2 separate regions of the Homo sapiens genome follow, and region 1 is linked to region 2. A link is an interaction called in ENCODE POLR2A ChIA-PET data of the cell type or tissue named here. Cell type or tissue: Panc1. All regions are shown on one strand. Links, peaks and the distances in the headings refer to the core of each region. The heading gives the core; the rest is flanking DNA. Region 1 has its middle 14 kb from the start of PLEKHG5. Region 2 holds the start of ZBTB48 (zinc finger and BTB domain containing 48).

Evidence for each region. Peaks named below come from ENCODE experiments on the same cell type or tissue, not always from the same donor. Only the 100,000 strongest peaks of a DNase experiment are listed, where the experiment ranks them.
Region 1: POLR2A ChIA-PET joins it to region 2 with 13 read pairs; 8 of 35 experiments call an interaction of 5 or more read pairs at or near these places.

Annotation. Positions count from the first base shown.
Region 1 is chr1:6,500,308-6,511,289 of GRCh38, reverse strand. It overlaps a transcript of PLEKHG5 not described here. Among named protein-coding and RNA genes, the nearest start is that of PLEKHG5, 14 kb to the right of the region's middle. RefSeq lists enhancers at 3,993-4,493, 8,056-8,785. In Panc1, for the core only: no CTCF peak of the experiment used is centred there; no DNase peak of the experiment used is centred there.
Region 2 is chr1:6,574,828-6,585,809 of GRCh38, reverse strand. It overlaps TAS1R1 (taste 1 receptor member 1), which reads right to left. Exons shown (of 6, transcript NM_138697.4): 3 at 10,418-10,982; 4 at 9,183-9,395; 5 at 8,740-8,860; 6 at 6,055-7,157. The coding sequence ends at 6,226. It overlaps ZBTB48 (zinc finger and BTB domain containing 48), which reads right to left and starts at 5,816. Exons shown (of 11, transcript NM_005341.4): 1 at 5,674-5,816; 2 at 4,511-5,269; 3 at 3,511-3,752. The coding sequence starts at 5,200. LOC107984912 (a long non-coding RNA gene) reads left to right here and starts at 6,377. Exons shown (of 3, transcript XR_002958250.1): 1 at 6,377-6,463. RefSeq lists enhancers at 3,223-3,272, 5,733-6,432 and a silencer at 5,552-5,681. In Panc1, for the core only: no CTCF peak of the experiment used is centred there; a DNase peak (open chromatin) is centred at 5,969; H3K4me3 peaks cover 2,912 bases; H3K27ac peaks cover 2,296 bases.

The DNA of each region.
Region 1 (10,982 bases), core at 1,818-9,817, 75 kb after region 2:
GCCCATCAGAGACTGTGGGGAGGGGAGGGTGTTGGGGGCTAAGGCTGAGGCCTGGTTGAAGCTCAAGGACGGGCTGGCCAGGGGCCAGGTGGTTGTGGCCCAGGTTTCCACCAGCATCTTCCAAACAAATGGACTGGCAGATGGGCTGGGGCACTGGACCCACGCATCTGGCCTTCAGAATTGTTTAACTTTTTTTTTTTTTTGACACAGTTTCACTCGGTCGCTGAGGCTGGAGTGTAGTGGCGCGATCTCGGCTCACTACAACTTCTGCCTCCCAGGTTCAAGCGACTCTCCTGCCTCAGCCTCCTGAGTAGCTGAGATTACGGGCACCTGCCACCACACTTGGCTAATTTTTGTATTTTTAGTAGAGACGGGATGTCATCATGTTGGCCAGGCTAGTCTCGAACTCCTGACCTAAAGTGATCCCCACCCGCCTTGGCCTCCCAAAGTGCTGGGATTGTAGGCATGAGCCACTGTGCCCAGCCCAGAATTGTTTAATTTGGAGGAAGGGTCTGTGCTGCCCGCACCACGCCCTGTTCACCCCTCCCACAGGTGCTGACACTGGGCCCACTGCTTGCTGGCTGGTGGGTTGGCCTCCGCCCCACCTGGCCCCCGCCCCCAGGGTCACTATCAGGTATTGGCCCTGTAGGGTTCTCAGCCTGTGCCTCCAGAGGGCAGAGGCAGATTCTTTTCTTTTTTGGAGACAGAGTCTCATTCTGTCACCCAGGCTAGATTGCAGTGGCATGATCTCAGCTCACTGCAACCTCTGCATCCCAGGTTAAAGCAATTCTCTGCCTCAGCCTCCCAAGTAGTTGGGATTACAGGTGCCTGCCACCCCTCCTGGCTAATTTTTGTATTTTTAGTAGAGACGGGGTTTCATCATCTTGGCCAGGCTGGTCTTGAACTCCTGACCTCGTGATCCACCTGCCTTGGCCTCCCAAAGTGCTGGGATTACAGGCGTGAGCCACTGTGCCCGGCCGGGCAGAGGCAGATTCTTCTTTTTACTTGGCCTGGTGGAGCGTTTGGGGAGGGCCTGGCCAGAAGAACAGAGACAGGAGAGCCAGAGGGCAGGGGGAGTGGCTAGCGCCCACTCTCTCCAGATTACATAATGGGGCTCTGCAGCCTGGCCTGTGCAGAAACACTCACCCACAGCATGGCTGCCTGGGTGCTTCTCATGAGAGCCGGGTAGCTAGAACTGGGCATGGCGGCCCCGCATGCACGCAGCTGGCTCTCCCCGGCTGCCCTGGGGGTCCAGACAGGCCTCCTCAGACACCGGGAGAGGAAGGGAGGAATGTGGTTACCTGCACCTGGGGCCCTGGGGTCCACAAGAGGCCACAGTGGGCCTTGCCTGGGGACGGGGAGGAACGGGGCTCTTGTTGGGTACAGGGACTCCCCACCAAGTCTATCCCTTTGGGGTGAGCACTCACCCTGCGCCAGGCTCCCTGCTAAGCCCTGTGCGTGCAGGGTCTTGTGGAGATGACACCCTGGGGGGCTCTCTCCTTAACCCATTTTACAGATGTGGAATCGGGAAGTGTCACGGCCGAGGCTGCCCAGCTTGGGAGGCAGAAGCCTAACCCTGAACCAAGCCCTCCCCTGCCGGGGGCTGCCCTCAGAAAACCCCTGCAGTGGGAAGGGGTCATCCAGGGTGGTTGAGGGGAGAAAGGATGTTCAGGGGCCCGTGGAGCCCCCAGCCTGTGAGCTTAGGCAGGAAAAGTGCCCCAGAGCCTACGTCTCCCGAGTGGCCGTGGCTTCCTGGCGTGGGGGTCGATGGCCGGGTCCTGCCACCTGTTTCTCTTCCTCTTTTGGCCCCTTACTCAGCGAGACCTTGCGGGGGTGGACCCTGCTTGGGTCCTCCCTCACTTGGCACTTCCGCTCTCAAGGAAACAGCTGTAGTTTGCAGAGGACTCGCCCCCTCCCCATGTCCAAGGCCATTGCCAGGAACGGGATGAAGCGGGCCCTTGTCTTTAGCCCCTGTCCCTCTGCCTGTCCTGGTTCCAGCCCCAGGCCAGGGGATGCTCACTGGAGCACAGAAGGAACCAGAGGTGGGACGAGAGGCAAATCTTAGGGTCTCCGGGCCCAGGGCCACAGCTCCCAGCCCCAGGGGCAGCCCGCGTGAGGGCACAAACCAATTGTCTCTGCTCCCCTGGGATCTTCCTGTCCAGAGGCCGTGAGGCTTCCAGGGGACTGAGTCCCCCGAGATAGGTCTGGGGCTGTGGGAGAGCAGCCCTCCAGCTGAGGGCCCGCCTGCCTCTCTCGGGCCTCTAGCTCCCTGTCTGTACCCAGCAGTGACTTCGAGAGGCGCTACAGGTGGGTGAGGAGGGCCAGGCCTAGAGCGGGGTGGGCAGTGCGGCCAGCAGTGTGTGTACCGCTCTGGGGCTCAGCCCTGGCTCTCCCTCTTCCTAGCTCTGTGTGGCCCTGGGCAAGTTGCCTGTCATGGCCTCAGCTTCTCCATCTCTGTGGTGGGGACAGTAGCACCTGCTATTGGGGATGAAGTGTGGATTGGAGATGATGTGTGAATAGTGCTTGCTCAGTATGGCATTGGGCCATGGTAAGTGGAGAGCCTGCCTGAGGCTGGGCACACAACAGAATGCAAGACAGACAGCTGTCCCTGAAGGCACCAAGAGCAACCCCCGTGTTTGTCAGCGGCATCGCTCGTCAGTCTTGTTTCCTGGTTTTCCCCAGACCCGAGGAAAAGGCCCAGGTGTGTCTACCTGCCTTGGACAGCTGCTGCCTCAGAGAGAGGGGCTGGCGCTGCACCCTCGAGCACTGTGGGGGTCCGCTTCACTGGCCTGGGGGGGCCTCCCCTGACCCACTGGGGCTGCCTCTGCCTTCCTGCATCGGGAGGCTGGGTGGGGGACCCTCTAGCCTTGTATGGAAGGAGCGTGGGAGACAGAGGAGGACAGCCGGGCAGCAGGAACAGCACAAGCGAAGGTGGGAGGTGGGAGGCAGGAGGCACATTTGGAGGCAGAGGGAACACAGAAGATGATGCTCCGTGTGGTCAGGATGGAGGGTGGAGCCCGGCCTCCTCCTCTTGGCATCCAGGGCTGCAGCCCCTCAGGAGGGTTCAGCCTCCGAGCCCGAAATGGATGCCTGGGAGTGGGGCCCCAGGTGACCGCTGCAGCAGGGGCGTCCCCTTGTGCTCAGCCCACAGTTGAGGGTAGGAAGGAGTCTCTGCTGCACCCAGGCGGGGATGTTCTGGGGTTGGCTGTCCTAAAATAATAACCAGGTGTGGCTCCCACCAAGCCCAGACAAAGAGGGGCCGAGGCTGGGTAAAGGCTCTAGGACCCACCCCACTGGCCCTGGCCTCTGCTATGGTGGGTCTGAGACAGAGATGGCTGGCCAGGCCATGGATGGTCCTATTCCCTAAGCCTCAGTCTGACACCCCCAGGCAGGCCACTTGCCACATGAACACGAGCCAGGGACACCCCCAGCTCCTGTGGGCTCAGGCCCAGGTCGTGTGGGTGCCAGTGATGAAGGCCAAGGGCCTGCGTTTGTCCTCCCTGGCCCCGTGCCGGCGCGGGAGGGGCCGGCCAGGCAGGCATATGGTTCGAATTATTCAAGCCACCTCTTGGCACCTTAGCCCTCAGCTGGGGGCGTGCAGGCTGCCTGGATGGCCACTCCAGCACCCCCTGCCACAGCCCTGGGGTGACCCCTCCATCCCCCCGCCCCCCGGAAACAGAGCCTTCTGCTGCCAGCTCCCTCTGCCTGGGCCTTGGGTCTCTGTTGCCAGGCATCTGGTCTGTTAGGAGAGCCAGCTCTGCCCTGGCTCTGCTCCTTCAGACCTGGCAGGCTGGGGGGGCACAGGTGGGGTAAGACAGAGGAGGCTCAGCAAAGCCTGGCTGGGGAGCCCAGTGCAAGCTGCCCTTGGCCCCGTTCAAGTCTGGATTTCTGAAGGGCTGCCCCATGGCCCTCTGATCACCCCCACCTTCTCCCCCAGCTGCTTGTTCAGGTCCCCAAGTTGGCTTTGAAGCTAGACAGTCTTGGGGTCAAATACAAGTTCTATTCCTTGTAAGCTGAGCCTCAGCTTCCTCATCTGTGCCATGAAGGAAGTGCCCACACACGCAGGGAAAGCCACAATGACCCTGCTGGGGCACAGGTCACGTGGATACCGTGGCAGAGGTCTCTCCACAGGAGGGCTGCCATAGGCTTTGAGTTGCTATTTTCTAGCTTGAACATTTTGCAGTTTGGACAACACTCTGGAATCAACTGACCAGTGGCTTTTCATTTCCCCGCCTGTCCGCTCGCTTTTTCTTCTTCTCATGGTTCTTTCTGTGAAGGGTCTGCACCCCCAGCCCTCTGACTTCCTCCAGCTCCACCCGCCGCTCGGGAGCAATGAGGCTCCCCTGAGGATGCCAGAGGTTCGGCTGCCTAGGGCTCTATGCCTGCGCTGCCATTGGTGTAGGCGACATGATCTGAAGGAGGAGGCAGCCTGGTGAAGTGTGGCCAGCCCCGAAAGGGAGCCCAGAGAGCAGAGCCCAGACCTCACAGGCAGGCTGAGGGTGAGGCCTGGCCCACAGCTCCTGCCCTGCTGGGGGGCCTCTGGGGGCCTCGGCTCAGTGGAGGTGAGGGACATGCCTTGAGCTTCCTGGGGAGGGTCCAGGCAGGAGCTGGAATCATCTCTAGGGGCAGCCCACGGCGTCCCCACAGGTGCTTCTGTTCCTCACTGAGAAATCCTGCAGGGTTCCACTGGGGCTGGGAGCGGGGTCACAGGTCAGGGGTGGGGAGCCGGAATTGCTCCTCGGGCAGCACATTTTTCTTCTCTGGAAACCTATCTTAGCAAAGAGACCACGAAACAATCGCACTCTTTTCCGGGCCTCTGTCGTCCCCAGACGGCCAGCCCGTCTCCTCGGTGGGGGCTCCGAGGGGGCCGGGAAGGCGAAATTTGTAAAATGTCTGTAGGAGGGGAAGAAAGGCGCTTTGTGTGGGGCCGGGGCCCTGGCCATTGGTCAGCTCTGAGGCCCCCAGCCGCTCCCAGAATGCTCCCCTTCCAGAGGAGGGAGCGCCTGCCAGCCGAGGCCAGCCCCAGTGGTCCCTGAAACCCCCTGCGCCCCTGCACTCCCTGCGTCCCGTCCCCAGGCCACCCAGCCTCCGAGGGCGCGGGCCAGGCGGGGCGGCCTCCCCTGGCCTCAGCATGTTTCTCTACTGGAGGAAGCGGGGCACCTACGAGCTGGAGGCCCTGCCCGGCGACCTGGCCGAGCTGGAGCTGGGGACGGTGGAGCGTTTCTCGTGGAGCTCCACCCTGGACATCATCGAGGACCTCGGGGGTAGGTGCGAACCCACCTCCCGGGAGGACTTTCAGCAGGCTCTGGCACCGGGCCTGCCCAGCCAGGGCCTGTAGCCCATTCACACACACATGCTGCTGACAGTCACTTGCTCCACGGTGGTGTGGGGGCCAGAGCCACTCCTGAGAGCTGCCGCTGGTGCAGGAGAGGACCCGGAAATGAGGACCCTGGGGGCCAGAGGGCAGGCAAGCAGCTGAGGAGGCTGTCCTTCCTCCAGGGCTGGCCTGGCTGGGCAGCGTGGGCCCTGCACTGGGCTTCAGGCCTGGCCTCTGCCTCTGCTCTCACCCCGCCCGCAAGATCAGGCCATGGTGTTTTCTCAGGGCTGGGTGGTGTAATGAGATGTTCTGGAACATTCACGTTCCAGGTCCCAGGACGTGGGTCATTTCTCCTTTTGTCCCCATTTTACAGATGAGGAAACAGAGGTACAGGGAGTTTAAGCCCCTGAAGAGGCAGGATGAGCTCTCGGGGACGCTGAGCCCCGTGGCTTGTGTTTAGAGGGGTGGGACGTTGGACTGCTCCTGGGGGTGAGAGGTTGGGGAGCTGTGAATGGGAATAATGATGCCTTGGGGGTCACTGGGAGGCTGAGAGCACTAATGGGGATGACACACAGGGAGCTTCAAACAGCGGTGGCAGAGGCAGGGCGCACCTGTGCTGGCTGTCGGATGCCCATTCTGTCCGCTCAGCTCAGCTGGTCGGCACCGTAGGCTGGTCGGCATCGTGGGCTGGTCGGTACTGTAGGCTGGTCGGCACAGTGGGCTGACCGGCACTGTGGGCTGGGGACCTAGCTCTGTCAGGGAGCTTTGGTGCAGTGACAGAAACTTGAGTCCGGTCCGCAGAAGCTACCGGAGCGCTGATCTCCAGCTCCCAGCACTGTGGAACTGTCTGGGGCCGGGGCCTGGGCCTGGGTTCTCTTCTCCATTAGCCTCATCCTCGGGCCCAGGAGCTGGCCTCCCCCAGGCCACAAGCCCAGGGAGCAGGAGCCTGTCCTGGATGAGTCTCCCCAGGCTGGCGTGGTCCTTCCCTGAGCCCATCCGTGAGGCCAGAGGCAGGGAGAGTGACGGTTCAGCCTGCGGTCCACATTGGGAGGCAAGAGGGAGCCCGCAGACCATACAGCGAAGGGTTTTGAAAAGGGAGGTGTAGGCTGGGCACGGTGGCTCATGCCTGTAATCCCAGCACTTTGGGAGGCCGAGGCAGGCGGATCACGAGGTCAGGGAATCGAGACCAGCCTGACTAACACGGTGAAACCCCGTCTCTACTAAAAACACAAAAAATTAGCTGGGCGTGGTGGCGGGCGCCTGTAGTCCCAGTTACTCCGGAGGCTGAGGCAGGAGAATGGCGTGAACCCGGGAGGTGTAGTTTGCAGTGAGCCAAGATTGTGCCACTGCACTCCAGCATGGGTGACAGAGCGAGACTCCATCTCAAAAAAAAAAAAAAAGAAAAAAAAAGAGAGAAGGGAAGTGCTGCTCCCAGGAGAGAGGACGATGCCGGGTGGGCATGAAGGCCAGGCGTCCCTGCCTGTGACCAGCCCCCCACTGTGGAGGAGGGGGAATGTGGCTGCTTGTCAGGAGAGGCAGGTACAGTGTCCCACAGGCCCCAGCAACTCCAGGCCCCATCGGGACGTGCGCAGAAGGCAGGGAGGGCAGGACATGAGAGGGGCGGCCCAGCTGCCCAGCTGGTGGAGGCAGTGGGGATGCGGGAGGCAGCACGGGATGTGGGGGTGGGGTGAGGAGGAGTGTGGCAGCTGATGTTGGGGGGGCAAATCTCCCCTCCACCCTCAGCCGGGCACTGTCCTGGAGTCGGAGGGTGGGATCGGGGGCAGGCTGCTCTATTTCTTCACCCGGCAGCTTCCTGCCTACCTGAGGCAGGTACGGTGCTACAGGACCCAACAGAGCCAGAGACTTGACCCAGGTCGTTTAGCCACCCAGCCCCAAGCCAGCAGGGCCAGCCAATGGGAGCCTGTGTCCCACCTCTCGCCCCCACTCAGACTGTGCTCCCCTTGGCAGGGTGGGGCAAAGTGGGGCTGCTCGCCGTCTGCAGAGGCAGGCCCTCCCTGGGCTCTCTTAGTTGTTCTGTACATCTCAGTCATCCTGCTGGTCCCTCCCCTTGGGATGCCCTCACGGCTCAGATGCAGGAATCACATCTATGAAGCTGCCTGTCTCTCCTGCCTCTGGGGCAGGCGGCTCCTGCTTCTGGGGTTTCACAGCTCTGGGGCCCCTTGATCACACTGGCCACAGAGCTAACGTAGAGAGGGCATACCCAGTGCCAAGTGCTCTTTATTTTTCTCTTTAAGACAGGGTAGGCCGGGCACGGTGGCTTATGCCTGTAATCCCAGCACTTTGCTAGGCCGAGGCGGGTGGATCACCTAAGGTCAGGACTTCAAGACCAACCTGGCCAGCATGGTGAAACCATGTGTCTACTAAAAAATACAAAAAATTAGCCAGGCATGGTGGCAGGCACCTGTAATCCCAGCTACTTGGGAGGCTGAGGCAGGAGAATCACTTGAACCCGGGAGGCAGAGGTTCAGTGAGCCGAGATCATACCATTGCACTCCATCCTGGGTGACAAGAGCAAAACTCCATCTGAAAAAAAAAAAAAAAAAAGACAGGGTTGTCTTGCTCTGTTACCCAGGCTGGAGTGCAGTGGCGAGATCACAGCTCACTGCATCTGACCTGAAGCAGCACTCCTGCCTCAGCCTCCCAAGCAGCTGGGACTGCAGGTGCACACCACCAGGCCCTGCTGGTTTTTTAATGTTTTTGTAGAGATGGAGTCTCTCTATGTTGCCCAGGCTGGTCTTGAGCATCTGGACTAAAATGATCCTTCTGCCTCCTTGGCTTCCCAAAGTGTTGGGATTATGGGTATAAGCCACCATGTCCAGCCTCAAAGCTCTTTAAAACTAGGCTCCTGGAATATCCATGCCCACTCTCTGAGTCAAGGCCATTCTTGGAATCCCCTTTATCCTGGTGAGGTGTGGCGAGGCCTTTGAGATCCCAAGTGGTGGCACCCAGATGCACCATGCACACCCTCAGCCTGAGCACCAGAACTGAGACCTGTTCACCCGTGTGTGCCTGCCCCAGCTCTCCCCGGGGCCGGCAGAGAGGCGCCGGGGGGCTGCACACAGCGGCTGGGTCACAGCACGTGAACAGGTCTCATGCATGAGCTGAGGCGGTCGGGTGGGTGAGCCTGGGCACACGGCTGTCTGTGTGGGCTCTGTCCTCTGTGCCAGCCAGACCCTGGCCGGGGCCCATGCAGGGTGGGCCGATGCCAGCCCTGCCTGTGATGGGGGTGGGACTGGCGCTTGGAGTGTGACTGTCGGGAATTGGGATCTCATAGCTATTTCTGCAGCCCCGCTCCTGTTCCGCCCTTGGTCACTCTCGGTTCCTCTGAGGAACCTCTGGAGGAAGCCCACGGGGGGCAGATGGGCAGGCGCCCGCAGTAGCCTCAGCCGGAGGAAGTGGCCGGCTGGCCCCAGGCCTGTGTGCAGAGCTGTGTGGACAGTTTCTTGGGCCCCAGGAAGGAATCCTGAATGTGTCCTCCCACCTCTTCTTACTGAGCTCGAGCAGTGTGGGTGGGTAGGGCTGTGTTCAGCTCTCCGGTCCCCGGGGACTACGCCAGCGGTGGTTCTGGGCTGTAGGCAGAAGCAGTGTCCTGGCCAAGGTCCATGCCCCTCCCTGCAGCTGGGTCCCTACTTCACTGACCTGCCCCAAGGTGCCCCATGGCGCTTTGGGAAGGGGATCAGAAACACATTTCCTTCCCAGGCCTCCAGTGACGCTCCAACCAGTGTCCTGCATAGGGAGTGGCGGATGTCCTGGGACCAGCAGCCATTTACCCAGGACATGCCCCTCTGGCGTTTGGCCAGGTTTGGGACAAATCTTGCCCTTCCCCAGGCTGCTGCGGCTAAGAGGTCCAGCCCCAGCATGGCCTGCAGCAGCTGCCCAGGCATGGACCGGCGCCCAGGAGGGTGGGGCTCACGCGGGAGGGGACATTCAAGGCCACAGCTGCTTCCTGAGAGGGGCAGCCTTTGCATGGCCAGGCCTGTGGTTGGGAGGTCGTGGGCAGGGAGGGCCTGTTTTCTTGAGACAGAAGGGTTCATCGGAGTGGAGGGTTCACAGGTGAGGGGCTACCCTGGAGAAAATGAGAACGAGGTGGTTTTCCATGCACTTGTGTCAGCCTGGGACCAGTGGGGAAAGGGGACACTCATGTCATGATGGGGGGACCAATTCACGTTTTCCAGACAGCTAATTGTGTCAGGCCCCATGGGAGCACTGTAGCCTGGCGGTTAGGAGCACAGGCTTGGAGGCTTACACACTCACAGCCTCGTTACTCTCATTACTTGTGTGACCTTGGGCAAATCTCTCTACCCTCCACGCCTCAGTTTCCTCATCTGTAAAATGGGGACAATGATCATTCCTCTACACAGAGTTAGATGGTGAAACGACACCATCTATGGACAGCAGAGTTCCCAGCAGGTGGTTGGCAAGTGAGAGCTGTGGTCATTGTGTGTCGTTCCTGAAGCCGTCTGATGGGGAAGACAGGTCGGTGTTGGTTCAAAGGTTCAAGACAGTGGGAGTCCAGCAAGGACACGTTCACCTGGAACTGGGATATGTGACAATAGGGAGGCCTTCCTGAAGGCAGCAGCCTTCAATCTGGGCCTTGAAGAGTGGGCAGGATGGCAGCAGACAGCGATGGGAGGATGCTGGGGGAGGGCAAAGGAATAGCACCAAGAAGGGCTGGGCTGGGGTCAGAAGCTCAGTTGTGTCCGGCAAGTAGCGGAGTGAGGGGCCTGCGGTGGGGCGACGGAGTGGCGTGGACTGTGGGGGCTGGAAGCATTTGTGCTGATCCGAGGCAGACACAGCTCGGGAGCTGGAGCCGTCCAGAACATGGGTCCAGAGCTGCCGGGCTCCTCTGGTTTGTCAAGAGAAGCCAGAAATATGGACTTTTATGTGAAATCTCCTGACTTTTCAAAGTTGGCAACCAATTTAAATTCTTCCGAAACCCTGTTCTCAGCCAAACAAAACATGTCTGCCGGCCGTTCTGCCCGCGCCCCGAGGCCCAGTTCTGGTAGAGATCATGTTCAGGACAAAGCCCAAGTGGCCTCCTGCGACTGAGACAGGGTCGGGGGAGAACTGGCGAGTAGGCTCCTCTGCCTGGCCAAGGGCCCTGGTCTCCCTGCGACGGGAGGTGGGGGAGCCAGGAGGGCAGCTGGGCTGTTGCGCACGTGGGGAGGCAGTGTCTGGCATGCAGTGGCGGGAGCTCAGGGTTCCAGGTCCGCCTAGGGACGAGTGGAGTGCAGGGTTCCAGGTCTGCCTCAAGGGGGGTAGTTCATGGTTCCAGGTCTGGCTAGGGGTGGGGGGAGTTCAGGGTTCCAGGTTTGCTTAGCGGAGGGGGTAGTTCAGGGTTCTAGGTCTGCTTAGGGGAGGGGGGAGTTCAAGATTCCAGGTCTGCCTGGAGGGGAGGTTCAGGGTTCCAGGTTTGCTTAGCGGAGGGGGGAGTTCAGGGTTCCAGGTCTGCTTAGGGTCGGGCTGAGGTCGGGGAGCAGACACCGCTTAGGCTGGTCCACATAAGAGGGGTTGCTACGAAGAGGCAGGGCTCCCAAGGGAAGCCCGGGGCAGGCAGAGGAGGCCGCCCCCCTGCCACCCCGAGAGCTGCCCACTCTCACAAAGCTGCCTTCTCCTGCCCTGTCTGCTCTGGGGTGATTTCCAC
Region 2 (10,982 bases), core at 1,101-9,100:
ACCGGCTGGTTAAGGTGCAGGGACAAGCCCAGAAGCCTCCCCCAGCATGGAGACTCTGCAAGGGAGAGTGCAGTGGCAAGAAGCTCACACAGGTCCTAAGAGGCTGCCATGGATCTGGCCAGCACAGAGGCCGACAGGGAGGCCCAGCTGACCGCATTCTGTCTGAAGGCAGAAACAGATCTTGGGTCCTGACTATTGGAGAAGCAACTCAGTCTTCCCAGAGCTTCAAACCCATGGCCAGATCCTCACCTGACTCCACTGGCCCACCAAGGCTGGCAACAGCTTCTCCCAGGTAGCCAGGGGAGCTGCCCATCTGGTCTCCCCGCTCCGTGACTGCCTCCCCCACAGGTTTCAGTTCAGGAGCCAGAAGGACCTTTAAGTCAGACCTCAGTACCTCTTGGCTCACGTATCCCCAGTGCTTCCCCATTCAGAGAAAGGGCCCGGGAGGCCTATCAAGGCGCAGGCAGCCCTCCCCTTGCCTGCTTCTCTCCCAGGGTGTCGTCTGGCCACCTGGATCAGGCATGTGCCTCCTTGCTGCCTGTCACGCCCCCAGGATCCTCCTACCCCAGCGCCCTGGCTCTTCTCTCTGCCCAGATGCTCCCCAGTCACCCACTTGGTCAACTTCCTCACCTCCTTTGAGTCTTTGCTTAAATCTCACCTTCTCAGTAAGACTCTAGAGACCCTGGCTACTTAAAATCGCAATCGAACCCCACTCACAACTCCCCAACCCCTTGGCCCGCCTCTGCTTTTTCTTCTTCGGCAGCACTTCCTCACCGTCTACTGCAGGCAGATGGACTTATCTGTTATCTGCATTGCCTGGCAAGCAGGTCGGCTGCACAAGCACCTTTGTTTAGTTCCCTTAAATGCATCCCAAGCACCCACAAAGCCTTGCTGGCCACCTGGTAGACTGCTTAATCAATGAACTAAACGAACTCGACCTCAGAGCCCCTGTGCAGCCTGCGACAGCTCCTCCCACCTTCCAGAGGCCAAGCAGCTCTCTCATCCTCTTCCTCTACAGCAACTATCTTCATCCCCCATCAAAATGACTTCATGAAGCCATCCCCTCCCAGTTCTCAGGGCCAGTCCAGCAAGCTGAAGCCCAAGGAAGGGATGGAAACTGCCCCAGAGTCTTACCCCAGCAGAGTACTTGAAAGCAAGCATCCAGCAGTACACAGGCTGCCCCAGGACCCCCGACACTGGGGTTATCCCAGCATTCCACTGGCAGCAGCTGCCCTGAACACGGTGCACAGGGACAGCGAACGGGTTTCCCCCTGGCTCCCATTCTAGGTGATTACTAGTGTGCCGCCCAACCTGGCATGGCAAGAAAACACACCATGATAGACTAGTGATGTCTTGGCTGGGAGTGGCAGGACTGGAAGGCATGCCACTGGGCCGCCATCCCCACAGGCCTTGCAGGGACTCCAAAGCAGTGCCGCCCAAGGGGATTCTCCACGATGATGGAAATGTGCTATGTCAGCACTGCCCGATTCAGCCACCAGGAGACACGTGGTTCCTCACCACTTCAGATTTGGCTAACGTATCTGAGGAACTGAATTTTTATTTAATTTTAAATTTTAAGTTAAAATAGTCCCTGGGGGCTGGGCACGGTGGCTCTCGCCTGTAATCCCAGCACTTTGGGAAGCTAAGGCAGGTGGATCGCAAGGTCAGGAGTTTGAGATCAGCCTGGCCAATATGGTGAAACCCATCACTACTAAAAAGTAAAAAAATGGCTGGGCACGGTGGCTCACGCCTGTAATCCCAGCACTTTGGGAGGCTGAGGCAGGTGGATCACAAGGTCAGGAGTTCGAAACCAGCCTGACCAACATGCTGAAACCCTGTCTCTACTAAACACACACAAAAAAATTAGCCAGGTGTGGTGGCGCGTGCCTGTAATCCCAGCTACTCAGGAGGCTGAGGCAGGAGAATCGCTTGAACCTGGGAGGCAGAGGTTGTAGTGAGCTTAGACGGAGCCACCACACTCCAGCCTGGGCGACAGAGGGGAGACTCCATCTCAAAAAAAAAAAAAAAAAAAAGTAAAACAATTAGCTGGGCGTAGTGGTGCGCACCTGTAGTCCCAGCTACTGAGGAGGCTGAGGCAGGAGAATCGCTTAAACCTGGGAGACAGAAGTTGCAGTGAGCCAAGATCATGCCACTGCACTCCAACCTGGGCGACACAGTGAGACTGTCTCAAAAAAAAAAAAAAAAATAACAGGCTGGGCGCAGTGGCTCATGCCTGTAGTCCCAGCACTTTGGGAGGCCGAGGCAGGTGGATCACAAGGTCAGGAGTTCAAGACCAGCCTGGCCAAGATAGTGAAGCCCCATCTCTACTAAAAATACAAATATTAGCCAGGCGTGGTGGCAGGCACCTGTAATCCCAGCTACTCGGGAGGCTGAGACAGGAGAATCGCTTGAACCCAGGAGGCGGAGGTTGCAGTGAGCCGATCTCATGCCACTGCACTCCAGCCTGGCAACAGAGTGAGACTCCGTCTCAAAAAAATAAAATAAAATGAAAAACAACATAGGCTGAGCATGGTGGCTCACACCTGTAATCCCAGCACTTTGGGAGGCCAAGGCGGGTGGATCACAAGGTCAGGAGATTGAGACCATCATGGCCATCATGGTGAAACCCCGTCTCTACTAAAATACAAAAAATTAGCCGGGTGTGGTGGCATGTGCCTGTAATCCCAGCTATTTGGGAGGCTGAAGCAGAGGAATCACTTGAACCCAGGAGGCAGAGGTTGCACTGAGCTGAGATCACGCTACTGCACTCTAGCCTGGTGACAGAGCAAGACTCCAACTCAAAAACAAAAACAAACAAAAAACATAAAATAGCCCCTGGGGGCTGGGCATGGTGGCTCACACCTATAATTCCAGCACTTTGGGAGGCCAGGGTGGGTGGATCGATTGAGCCCAGGAGTTTGAGACCAGCCTGGGCAACAGAGCAAAACCTTGTCTCCATTAAATGTAAAAATAAAAATTGTAATAGCTCCTGGAGTTCCTGGTTACTTTATTGGACGCTGAAGGTTTAGACAAATAGACTTGAATGCCCCACTGACACCCCAGAGTGAACACTTCCCTGGAAACGCAGGTAGCACTGAACCAAGGCTTGGCACTGTGGCCCAAAGCCCACACTGCCAGGCTTCAAGCCCACACTGCCAGGCTTCAGAAACACCTAAGGTTGGGCCCCAGCTCTAGCACAGGGGCCACAGGTTTCTCATTCTGTTAGCAGAGACCAGCTGGAGGTCAAGGTCCACAGTGGGTGGAACCTGTTGACAAGATGTACACAAACCCATCTCCAACCAGAGTACTCACAGGACAGCAAGGAAGAAGAATCCAACCCAAAGCAGGCTCTCACTTCCTGATTATCAGAGGTGTACCAAGGCCAGACACTATGTGGGTCTGAGATGGATCCCCCAGCCCCTACCTCACCCAGAAGTGGGAAGTGCAGGACCCCTCCCCCAACGTGGGAATGGCAGACAGGAAAAGAAAATAGAAAAACAGAACGTTTACCTGTTGTGGACTTTTAGATAATATTTGCTGAGGAACTTTTTATGACATGTGGGGCATTCGACCGGCACCGCTGTACCTTTTCTGTTCTCAGCAGGCTCAGCTGCTAGGGAGCCCGCGCTCAGGGCTGGCTCAGCTGCACAGGGCTTTCGGATTACATTTGACTTCCTCCTGGTCAGCACAGCCTCAGGCTCAGACATGTAATCGCCATCCCCATCATCCTCCACTTGAACCACCACTTCCCACTAGAGCACAATAGGCAGCAGGAGGGGGTGGCGTCACCAAATGAATCAGCAGGAGTTGTAGGGACCCAGCTCCAGTTCCATCCCAAGCCCCAACCCTGACAAGTCCCTTCATCAGACAAGTTCCTTCAGGGGCCCAAGGCAGAGCATCTGAATCTTGGATTCAGAGGAAAGTGGCTGTGTTTGTGGGGAACTGGAAGCTCAGCTGGAAACACTGCCCTGGGGAAACACCTGTAACCCTGATGCTGCCCACTCCTCTCAGGAAGGTGGCAACCGTGAACAGCTGGGGCTTGCAGAAAGGTCAGCCTGAGGTCACCAGCTTCCTTTGGAGAAAGCCTGTTCCAAACCCACATTAACAGAGATTGTCTTAAGGTCCACATATTTTTTTTTTTTTTTTGAGACAGGATCTTGCTCTGTCGCCTAGGCTGGAGGGTAGTGGCACCATCTCAGCTCACTGCAACCTCCACTTCCTGGGCTCAAGTGATCCTCCCACCTCACCCTCCTGAGTAGCTAGGACTACAGGTGTGTGCCACCACACCCGGCTAATTTTTGTATAGTCTTTGTACAAATGAGGCCTCGCCATGTTGCCCAGGCTGGTCTCGAACTCCCAAGCTAAAGTGATCCACCCCCCTTGGCCTCCCAAAGTGCTAGGATTACAGGCGTGAGTGAGCCATCACACCCAGCCCAGGGTCCCTATTATACCAAAAAAGTGTCTATTCCCTCTATTTGTCTCCCCAGTCCCAACACCCTGGGCACAGTACCTCATTACTGCCGCCCTGCAGCTGGGCACCTTCAGCCTCTAAGGGCCTTGGGGGCACTTTGCAGTCCTCGGGTTTCTTGTCCTCAAGGGGACAAGGCTTCAAGGCCTGCTTCAGTTTCCCACAGAGGGAGGAGGGGCCCTCACTCTGAGCTGGGGAATGGAGCTGGGGCCTCTGAGGACTATGACTGCCTCTGGGCTCCTGATCCCTGGGGACTAGACCCAGAGTCCTCGAAACTTCCTCTTCTTCCAAGCCTGCCGGCTCCTTGACGTGGCTGTTCACATTCTGGGAGGCAGGGGGCCCCAGCCCACTCTGGCCACCTGCTGCCTGTCCCACTGAAGTTTTGGGCTTGAAGCTCTGGCACAGCTCTACGGCCTCTGGCACTCGCAACTCCCTGGCTGCCAGGAGCACCTGATCCCGGTTCCCTGAGGTGAGAGCGAGGTGACCAGTGTAGAAAAAGTCCAACAAGAGGCCAAAGATCTCAGCGAAGCCAGCAGGGAGGACGACACTGCCCCCTGAGCCATCCCCGTAGAGGCTCTGGAAAAAGTGACTGCAGCAGGCAAGGACACTCCAGTGTGCCTTAAACACCAGGCCCCCCACGTCCAGAGTGGCGTCGCAGTACTGGCCCTTCTCCCGCTGCTTGTTGAGCTCCTGCAGAACCCTCACACTGTGCTGGACGAAGGAGCCGTCCATGGTCTGGAGGGCAGGGAGGCAGAAGTGACACCCCGGCCAGCCTAAGCGAGGGTATGCAAGAGAAAGCTCCTGGAGTCAAGAGAGAGAAACGGGAAGTTGGCCTCTACTCAAATAATCATATTTATCAGCACGAGGGCTTGGGTCAGGGTGAGGGGTGCACGCGGAGGGCTGGAACACACTGACAGCCTCCCGGGGGCCGGGGGCCATATTGGATTGGCCAGGGGGGATGCTGGATGGGGGGCCAGGGTCGTGAAGAAGGGCCTGGTGAGAAAAATCCAAGTTTGGGGAAAGGAGACATGGGATGAGAGCGAACGGACTGGCCCGGCACAGTGAGAGGATCCCGGACGGCGGAGGGCGGCAGCCGGGGACAGGTGAGCGAAGCCCACGCCGCGCCCACAGGTCCCGAGCGGCCGAGCGGAAGGCAGCCACGGCGGCCCGCAGCCCCTCCCTCCCTCACCCCGCGCCCTCCTCACCCAGGCAGGTCCTCCCTGAGCTGGCCCCACTGGCCCCCTGCTCCGTCGCCTCCACAGCCCACGAACCTAGTGCCCGGCTATGCGTACCCCGCCGACAGTGCGGAGACTCCACCGTCTCCGCGCCGGACGTGACGTCAAAGCGTGCAGGCCAGGAGGTGCGCCTCGGAAGCGTAGAGCTTCTAGCTCCGGCCCCCGAGGGCGGGGCCCCGCAGAGAACGGCCAATGGGATGCGGGGACGACGCCTCGCCCTGTTCTTTTGGCGCTGGGCCCGCCTCCGGAGTTGCCTAGCAACGTCAATCTGGGCGGTCAGCCTTTTCCAGGCTCTGGGTTCAGACTTGAATCCGTTACACCTCACACTCTCCCACGACAGGAGACCAGATACGCATTTCACTTCTTTATTGGCAGCCCGGAGCCTGGTCTAGGCTCTCCCAGGCGCTTACACGTCCCAACCCCAGACCGCGATGCCCAAAGACCTCCCGGACACCCCCGGCCTGCTCGACCTTCGACCCTCAGGGCAGAGAAGGCTGCCAGCCGTGCCTGCTGACCCACTGGTCAGGTGGAGCCGCAGCGCCTCGTGTAGTCCTGAATGGAGGCCTGGAAGTGCTCTGTGCTGTTGAGGTCTGGGCGGCAGAGGATCACGTAGCACTTAGGCAGAAAATACCCACCGAAGCCGCTGCTCAGGCTGCTCAGCCCAGCCATCATGTTGGCCGCAGGCAGGTACTTGCCGTCGTAGACGCTGGCCGTGGTGAAGAAGGCGATCCAGGACACGAAGTTGAAGAGCAGGCTGAAGGTGACACATTTGGCCTCGTTGTAGTTCTCTGGCAAGTCCTTACCCAGGTAGCTGCAGGCAAAGGCACTGATGGAGAGGAGGCCATTGTAGAGGAAGGCCAGTATGAAGCCCAGGGAGTTGGTCTCTGTGCACTCAAGCATCACCAGATGGGGGAAGCGCTGGTATTCCCTAGCAGGCAGTGGGGTCCACACCACCAGCCAAGTTAGACAGATAAGCAGCTGGGCCGCTGAGCTGATCATCACAAACAGGCCAGCACCGTGGTTTTGGACCCAGGCGTGGTAGAATGTAGGTACCTTGGTGGAAAACTTGAAGATGATGATTAGTTGGAATGAGCGAACTGTCAGGCAGGACAGGAAGATGGTGAAACCAAGGGCAAAGAGGGCCTGGCGTAGCAAGCACGCAGGCCTTGTGGGTTCCCCAAAGAAGCCATAGAGGCTGCCACTACCTGCTGCCAGGGAGCCCAGCATAAGAAAGCACAGGCGGCCCCCTGCTGACCTCACCACAGGGGTGTCTAGGTGCCAGGCAAACAGGCCAGCAGTCCCAAGCAGCAGCAGCAGCAGCAGCGTGTTAGCTGCCAGCAGCACCCAAGAGGTGTGCTCACGCAAAGCCAAAAACACCACAGTGCGCGGGAAGCAGGTCTGGCTTCCCTCAGGTGCCCACTCTTCTTTCCCACAAGGCTGGCATCTGTAGAGGTCTGAAAGGGAAGGCCAAGAAGGTTCCTGAGAGCCAGATGAGCAGAGTAGGAATAGGAAATAGGGGCCTGCAAGATACTGGGAGAATTGTACCAGGGCAGCTAGACTATACTAGGCATAGTGGGATGGGGGTAGCCGGGAGTGGGGCCTGAGGCCACGCATTTCCTCAAAATGCCTGTGTTAATTACAGACTCTGGAGACACACAGGTCGGTTCTGTATGGCTCATGATCCCATGAGGGTTTTGCAAACCCTAGGGAGGACCTTAACCTGGTAGCTCTGCCCACATACCAGAGAGGTTACGATCTGATGGGAGCAGCCTGCTCCCAAGGGAGGGCATTGTAACCCCTCTCTCTTGCCAGCATTTCCATGAACCACTTTCCTGAGCTGCTGCTCTGTGGTTTCTCTGAGTCCTGACCCTCTGAGGACAGAAGGGAAGTATTCCTGTCCCTACAGAGATGGTGAAAGGAAAGAATGTGGCCCCTGGACACCAACTAAGGACCTGAGTCCTTAGCTACCTAATTTGCTCTCTGTTCTTGACCTTGCATTTCTGGATGGGGAATGCTGTTTTTTTCTCTGCTGCAGACACGCTAGTATCTGTATTCAGGCCAAGCTGTTCAAGGAGCTAGCTGTCTTTGGCATGGGCAACAGAAGGGACAGTAGGACAAGAGGGCACAAAGGGAACAATAGCTATATTCATTTAGAGAAAGAGGTTGAATTCAGGATACGACTGCTTTTGTAGGAGTTGTGATGACAGCTCTCTAACAGAGGACACACCTCAGTCTAAGGCTTTCAGTTGGCTAATTCTTTCTTTCTTTCTTTTTTTTTGAGACAGAGTTTTTCTCTTGTCGCCCAGGCTGGAGTGCAATGGTGCAATCTTGGCTCACTGCAACCTCCGCCTCCCGGGTTCAAGCAATTCTCCTGCCTCAGCCTCCCGAGTAGCTGGAATTACAGGCACACGCCACAACGCCCGGCTAACTTTTTTTGTATTTTTAGTAGAGATGGGGTTTCACCATGTTGGTCAGGCTGGTCTCGAACTCCTGACCTCAGGTGATCCACCCACCTCGGCCTCCCAAAGTGCTGGGATTACAGGTGTGAGCCACCGCGCCCGGCCTCCTTTCTTTTTTTGGGGGGACGAATTCTCGCTTTGTGGTCCAGGCTGGAATGCATCTTGGCTCACTGCAACCTCCGCCTCCTGGGTTCAAGTGATTCTCCTGCCTCAGCCTCCCGAGTAGCTGGGATTACAGGCACGCGCCACCACACCCAGCTAATTTTTTATATTTTTGGTAGAGATGGGGTTTCACCATGTTGGCCAGGCTGGTCTCGAACTCCCGACCTCAAGTGATCCACCCGCCTCAGCCTCCCAAAGTGCTGGGATTACAGGCATGAGCCACCGCACCCAGTGGCTGATTCTCTTGATCAGAATTCTGTCTGGTAGCAGGTGTCCTCCAACCTGAAGCTAACTGGCAGCCCAGTGACTGGGCCTTGGTTCTGGGGCAGGGCACATGGGGCCCAAGGGAGGCCCTCCCTCCACCGTGCAGCCCCCGGGAGTGCTGGGTAGCTCGCCTGCTCCATTGCCCACTCACCACTCTTGTTGAGGAAGGTCCCAGCCCCACAGGGCACACACTCAAAGCAGCAGTGATGGAAACCCGTAACCACTCGCTGGTGCCCTTCAAGACAGTCGCTGGAACACACAGACTTAGGCACCTGTAAGAAGCCAGAGGGGCCACACGTAGGGGCCCAAGTCAAAGGACAGCTCACATGTGGAACAGAAAACAGAATCTCTGTGCATCTGCCCTCAGGGCTCACTCCCAGGGCAGGGCCCCTGGTCGTGTGAACTTCCGCCCCAGGGCATCTGCACACTCGCCTACGGAGTGTCTTCCCTGCTTCCCTGGCCAGGATGGGTAGAGTGGTGGCAGCTGGACCCCTGGGGCCCCCCTCCTGCTCCCTGTACACTGTGTCAGCATCACCCCCAGGCTCTAGGTTGCCCATAAGCCAGTTACATGGTGAGTAGCCACATCCCCATTACCTGGTTGTCCTTTCCGTGCCACTGGATTTTGGTCTCATTTATGTTTAGCTGAACTGGAGACCATGTGGAGGAACCGAGGACCGTGAAGGTCCACTTGGGTCCATTCCAGTCCCAGGCAATTATGTTATAGCTACTGAGGGGATCTCTGTTGTCATTAAACGCCACAGTGTCCTTGTGTAGAAGGAAATGCACCTTGTGGATCTGCTCCAAAAGCTGAAAGAAACGCGTATCATGAAGCCACCACAGACAGCACAGACCCACATGGTCCCAGAAGCAAGGGCCTGGGGCCTTCCTGGGTTTCCGTCCTGGTGGTTTCAGCCCATCAGGAAGGTCTCGTCCCTTCCTTCTTAGGAAGCCCCTCAATCTTCCCCACCAACCTCCTGAGAGGAGGCCTCTAACAAACACTCCTTTACAGACAGTTTTAGCCCTGGATCTTATCACTTGACACTTCCAAGACACAGTGGGTGAGAGAAGGCAAGGATCAGAGAGAAAGATCTGTCTAAGAGAAGAGAGCTAATGCCTGTAATCCCAGCACTTTGGGAGGCCGAAGCAGGAGGATCACTTGATGCCAGGAGTTCGAGACCAGCCTGGCCAACATGGTGAAACCCCATCTCTACTAAAAATACAAAAATTAGGCCGGGTGCGGTGGCTCACGCCTGTAATCCCAGCACTTTGGGAGGACGAGGTGGGCGGATGACAAGGTCAGGAGATTGAGACCATCCTGGCTAACATGGTGAAACCCCGTCTCTACTCAAAATACAAAAAAAATTAGCTGGGCGTGGTGGCGGGCGCCCGTAGTCCCACCTACTTGGGAGGCTGAGGCAGGGGAATGGAGTGAACCTGGGAGGCGGAGCTCACAGTGAGCCAAGATCGCACCACTGCATTCCAGCCTGGGCAACAGAGCGAGACTCTATCTCAAAAAAAAAAAAAAGAAAAGAAAAATTATCCAGGCATGGTGGTGGGTGCCTGTAATCCCAGCTACTCAGGAGGCCGAGGCAAGAGAATCACTTGAACCCAGGAGGTGGAAGTTGCAGAGAGCCGAGATCGCATCACTACACTGCAGCCTGGGTGACAGAGCCAGACTGTCTCAAAAAACAAAACAAAACAAAACAAAAAACCTCAAGTTAGTGGCATTTATCCCCCTTGGCATTTAGAGTGACCGGAGAGTGCCCACTCTGCTCATCTCAGGATTGGCTGTTCTCCCTGACAGGAGGTGCTGGGGTGGGCTCTCTTACCTGCCAGGGGTAGACTCGGCCCCTGGAACAAGCTCCAGAGGCACAGCCCAGGAGCTGGTGGAGGCCATGGGCCACCGCATACACAGCCCGGTATGCGTTGTAGGCAGAACTCATGGAGAAGGCTTTGAGCTTGGGCATCGTGTGTGCCATGAAAGCTTGGCATTCTCTGCAGAGCTGATTGCTGCTGCACCAGGAGCCCTTGTGGCAAGGCCTAGGGGCCTTCTTGTCTGCCCGGGCATAGGCTTCTTCAAACGCCTTCAGGCCAGGGACAGCCCTCTTCTGGATGGCCACGCCCAGCACCATCCCAATGCGCTGGATCCCGGGCACCCCAGTGATGTGCCTGGAGAGGGCCCAGGCTTCTGAGGCGACCCACACCTTGCCAGTCAGGTTGGTCAGCACCACGGACTCGAAAAACACCCTGGCCAACTGCCGGCTGGAAAAAACAACCACGACGGTGGCCCCGGCCTGGGCCAGGTGGCGCATGAGGCACTGCATCCTCTCATCGCCCACCTGGGCAGAGAAGGGCATGATGTCCTTGAAAGCAATGCAGATCCCCTGACCAGTG